Regions from separate parts of the Homo sapiens genome. Here region 2 is linked to region 1. Evidence: read pairs that join two places in POLR2A ChIA-PET (ENCODE). Cell type or tissue: GM12878. All regions are shown on one strand.

The links. ChIA-PET counts read pairs that join two places held together with the same protein. Peaks named below come from ENCODE experiments on the same cell type or tissue, not always from the same donor. Only the 100,000 strongest peaks of a DNase experiment are listed, where the experiment ranks them.
Region 2: POLR2A ChIA-PET joins it to region 1 with 6 read pairs; 15 of 35 experiments call an interaction of 5 or more read pairs at or near these places.

Annotation. Positions count from the first base shown.
Region 1 is chr16:84,703,462-84,705,961 of GRCh38, reverse strand. The region is part of intron 1 of USP10 (ubiquitin specific peptidase 10); the gene reads right to left. Among named protein-coding and RNA genes, the nearest start is that of USP10, 4.7 kb to the right of the region's middle. In GM12878, no CTCF peak of the experiment used is centred here; no DNase peak of the experiment used is centred here; H3K4me3 peaks cover 1,437 bases; H3K27ac peaks cover 314 bases.
Region 2 is chr16:84,651,563-84,654,062 of GRCh38, reverse strand. All of the region lies in intron 2 of KLHL36 (kelch like family member 36), which reads right to left. Among named protein-coding and RNA genes, the nearest start is that of KLHL36, 4.3 kb to the right of the region's middle. In GM12878, no CTCF peak of the experiment used is centred here; no DNase peak of the experiment used is centred here.

The DNA of each region.
Region 1 (2,500 bases):
TCACCTGAGGTGAGGAGTTCCACACCAGCCTGACTAACATGGTGAAACCCCGTTTCTACTAAAAATACAAAAAAATTAGCTGGGCGTGGTAGCAGGCACCTGTAATCCCAGCTACTTGAGAGACTGAGGCAGGAGAATCGCTTGAATCTGGGAGGTAGAGGCTGCAGTGAACCCAGATCGCACCACTGCATTCCAGCCTGGGCAACAGAGCAAGACTGTCTCAAAAAAAAAAAAAAAAAAAAAAAAGCAAGCAAGGGCATGATTATGTCTGTACTCAACATACACAAATGGAAAGGAGCACATCTTCATAAAACAAAGACAAATGGGAAAACAAAAATCTAGCACCATCAGATCAGGAAGAAAGAAAGAGGGAAAGGGACGGAGGGAGGAGTCAGCTAGATGTAAAAATCAGGTTCAAAAGGCACAGGAGTGGCTGGGTGTGGTGGCTCACGCCTATAATCCCAGCACTTTGGGAGGCCGAGGTGGGCGGATCGTGAGGTCAGGAGATGGAGACCATCCTGGCTAACATGGTGAAACCCAGTCTCTACTAAAAATACAAACAATTAGCTGGGCATGGTGGCGGGTGCCTGTAGTCCCAGCTACTCAGGAGGCTGAGGCAGGAGAATCACTTGAACCCGGGAGGCAGAAGTTGCAGTGAGACAAGATACCGCCAATGCACTCCAGCCTGGGCGACAGAGCGAGACTCCGTCTCAAAAAAAAAAACAAACAAAAAAAACAAGGCACAGGAGTGGGGACACTCACCTTTTTATTAGGGATACTCTCACTTCAAAATGGACTGGTTTTGAGACTCCTGAGCCATAGAGTACAGGCTTAAGGAGATGTCCCTCCAGCTAATACCAGAAAAATAAACTGAGAATGGATCCGAAGAATGACAACCGATAAGGCTGTACACACAAGCCCAACGGGGAGGAGACTGAGGACTCTTAGGAGCAGCCACCATTACAGCGCAGACGGTAGCAGGTGCTGGGCCCGCACTCCACATGCACATTCTCCTAACAATTCTCATGTGAGCCCAAAAGGGAAAGTCGAGGAATTCAGGCTGTAACAGCCCCAAACCACATTTCTATCTCAACACCTTACCTGCCCTATTCCAGGAGAGGGCAACCAGGGCATGATGTTTCAAGACGGGACAGAATGGCAGTGCTGGTAGAGCTTCTGGGTTCTCAAGTCATCTGATGAAAATGGGATCATGGCCCAGGAGCTTTCAAATAGCCAGAAAATAGCCAGTTCAGAAAAAATCTAGGATCTGAAGATTCTACATCGAGGTTTATGATAAATTCTACATTTTCTGATCCTTGAAACAAATACTATACACATACCCCAAGGGCTACCTTTATTTTCCTACACTAATTCTTCATCCAGCCTGTATTGACAGAAATGGTCAAAGAAAGACCTTTTGGGAGAACACTTCAATAAACAGGAAAACTGCAGTCCAAGCACATACAAGTCTCTGGAAATGAACATCTACACTGCTGAAGTGGCACTAAAGTGACAAATGACAGTAATCCAATGGCCCAAGGCCAGCAAATTCCATTGCAAACAGATTTATCTGTTTTGTGCGATGGTGATTCTTGCATGTGTGGCAGTAAATAGAAAAGTAACAGCCTAATTACAAATTCAAAAGCAAGCTCTTCCCACTACGTTTCATATTTTGGTATAGTACCAGTAATAAGTGTCCTCAGCAACCACGTTTAATGTGCCACCTGAATACCAGGAACCATTAACAGGAAGTACCTACATGTCTGAAATTATATCTTTAAAAACAAACAAACAAACAAAAAACCGAAACAAAAACCCTGATGTAACTAATTCAATTGGAGATGATACCACTTTTCTCAATTACTTGAATGTTATATTCTGAGCACAGCACAGTGCAACGTGCCGCTTAGGCTTGGCATTAAACAGCAATCATTAAGCTTCGTAATCCTTTTCTCCTTTAAGTTTTCCTATGTGAATCACTGCTTAAATCCTATCAGTTCCACGTAACAGAACACTGGAATACATGTCCTAACTTTTGCTTTAGTGAGGAATTTAGAATGTGGTAGGCCCGCTTAGTATTCACTGGAATTTCAGTGCGCTGTGCTCTCAATGAGATGGGCTCAAGAGCATGATGGTGAGGTCCTGGTACGGCGCGGCTGCTCAGGCCATCTGTACAAACCACTAAGGCGACCACTGGCTCACAAACTTCTCAGGCCATCTGTACAAACCACTAAGGTGACCACTGGCTCACAAACTTAAAACATCTACTCTTAGGACATGTTTAAATAGCTTGCTGTCACTATGCAAAGGAAAACTGTTATCTCCAAATGCCCTGTCAACATTTCAAACAATTGTATTTACTTCAGCTGCTCATTACTTGAGATTCTAATAAAAATGTATCTCTTTTAAGAATTAACACTAATCCAGCTGTTGGCTAGAAACAGATATTCAGCAATACAGTAACATTCAGCCATATGCTAGAGGGGGAATCCAAGACTTT
Region 2 (2,500 bases), 52 kb after region 1:
CCCAGTGAACGGCTGCCGAGGGGAGACACCAGCTCCAGTGAGCTGGGGCAGGGGGCAAGAGCAGTGTTGTTTCCAAAACTGGGTTTCTGCTCTAAGTGGGCTGGAGTGATGCTGTACCCGGGTACAATCAGCTGCAATCTGCTTCTGGTGTTTTAGCACAGCTGCATAGACAACTTTCCAAAAACACAGGCACACGAGTTCCCTTTTTTTTTTTTTTTTTTTGGATACAGAGCCTCCCTCTGTTGCCCAGGCTGGAGTGCAGTGGCTCGATCTCGGCTCACTGCAACCTCCGCCTCCCAGGTTCAGGCGATTCTCCTGCCTCAGCCTCCTGAGTAGCTGGGACTACCGGCATGTACCACCATGCCCAGCTAATTTTGTCTTTTTAGTAGAGACAGGGTTTTGCCATTTTGGCCAGGCTGGTCTTAAACTCCTGACCTCAGGTGCCACCACTCCCGGCATATATACATATATCAGTAGAGACGGGGTTTCACCATGTTGGCCTCGAACTCCTGACTTCAAGTGATCCATCCACCTCAGCCTCCCAAAGTTCTAGGATTCCAGGCGTGAGCCACTGCGCCTGGCCTATTTCCCAATTATAAAGGGACATTGGTAACAGAGTTTCCGCATTTCAGGTAACTTAGAAGCTCCAATCCACAGCATTCTCTGATGATATGAGTCTTGTTCATTTCTTTATTTCCTATTTCAGTGCCTTAATCAGATGCAAGGCCAAGTAGAGGGAGAAACTCAGGTTGTCGGGGGCTTACACCTGGGAGGAGGCGGCAGGTACCAGGTATTAGACGTGGAAAAAGAATTTAGCATCAAAAAGGAACAACACTTTTTTTTTTTGAGACAGGGTCTCGCTCTGTCACTTAGGTTGGAGTACAGTGGTGCGATCATAGCTCACTGCAACCTCTACCTCCTGGGCTCAAGTGAGCCTCCCACCTCGGCCTCCTGAGGAGCTGGGACTACAGGTGTATGCCACCAGGCTCGGCTAATTTTTGTATCTTTTGTAGAGATGAGGTTTAGCCGTGTTGTCCAAGCTGGTCTCAAACTCCGAGCTTACGAGATCCTCCCGCCTCGGCCTCCCAGGGTGCTGGGATTACAGGCGTGAGCCACTGTGCCTGGCTGAGCAACACATCTTAGGGCAGACAGGTGAACAGACACTGTGGCCACACAGTGGGAAGACACCAACATGCTGAGAAAGCAAAACCTACCACTACCAACTACATGCAGCAACACGGGTGAGGCTCAGAGGCACAATGTTGCACAAAAGAAACCACACACAAGAGTACCCGACCTCGGATCCCGTTTAGACAAAGTTCAAAAGCAGATCAAACCACAGCGGTGGGGTTGGGACAGCGACTATCTTGAGTGTAACAACTGGGAGGGTTTGGTAGTATTCTGTTTTTTACCCATCTGGGTGCTGGCAACATAGGTGTGTTTAATGTCTAGAAATTAATGGGTACACTTTTTAAAAATAAAAAGTTAGAAACAGGCCAGTCATGGTGGCTCGCGCCTGTAATCCCAGCACTTTGGGAGGCCAAGGCTGGCGGGTCACGAGGTCAAGAGATCAAGACCATCCTGGCCAACATGGTGAAACCCCGTCTCTACTAAAAATACAAAAATTAGCTGGGCATGGTGGCATGCACCTGTATTCCCAGCTCCTCAGGAGGCTGAGGTGGGAGGCTCACTTGAGCCCAGGAGGTAGAGGCTGCAGTGAGCTATGATCGCACCACTGTACTCCAACCTAAGTGACAGAGCAAGACCCTGTCTCGAAAAAAAAAAAAAGTTAGAAACATCATCCAGTGATACAGAAGCCTAGTCCTAAGAGATTCAGTTCAGACAGAAACAAACTCAGGGTCCTGGCATTAATGGACAAAGACTTCCAGTGCTGTCAAACTTAGAAAGCAGCAGTGTCTCCCAAGCTAAGCTCCCAAACAAAGCCCTTGTGAGCGAGCGGCGAGACCTCTCTGGGTTTTCACAATCGATAAAGCTGGGCTTGGCAGGAACCTTCTTGGGGAACTCACGTGAGAACAGGAGGTCATATCTCAAGAGAGCCAACCTCTCTTGAAAATGACAGCCAGTTTTTCTTTTAGAATCTGTAGAATCTCTTTCCCCCTTTTTCTCAACTCTATAGGCTGCTGCCAGCTCCCTTCATCTAAAGAAGTGTTTCTGTATCTTTTTTCATTATTGCCCCACAAGAAGGCTTTTAAGATTTTTTTCCCTAATAGCCTCCCCAGCAAAATCTTAACATCACAGATGCACTGTATGTCTGCTCATGTACTGTATGTATAATTGTGTCTTATGCATAAAAGGAGTAAAATTCCTTCCACCCTCCCGAGAACCAATTTTCTCCCACTTCAGGGCAATATCATACTCATTGAGAATCCATGATCTGAGGTAACCATAAGATTTAATCTCCAAAAGGGATACCTCTAAAGAACAGAGGGCATTACGAATATTTATAACGGGGAAACAGGTTACCAGGAACCTCATACCA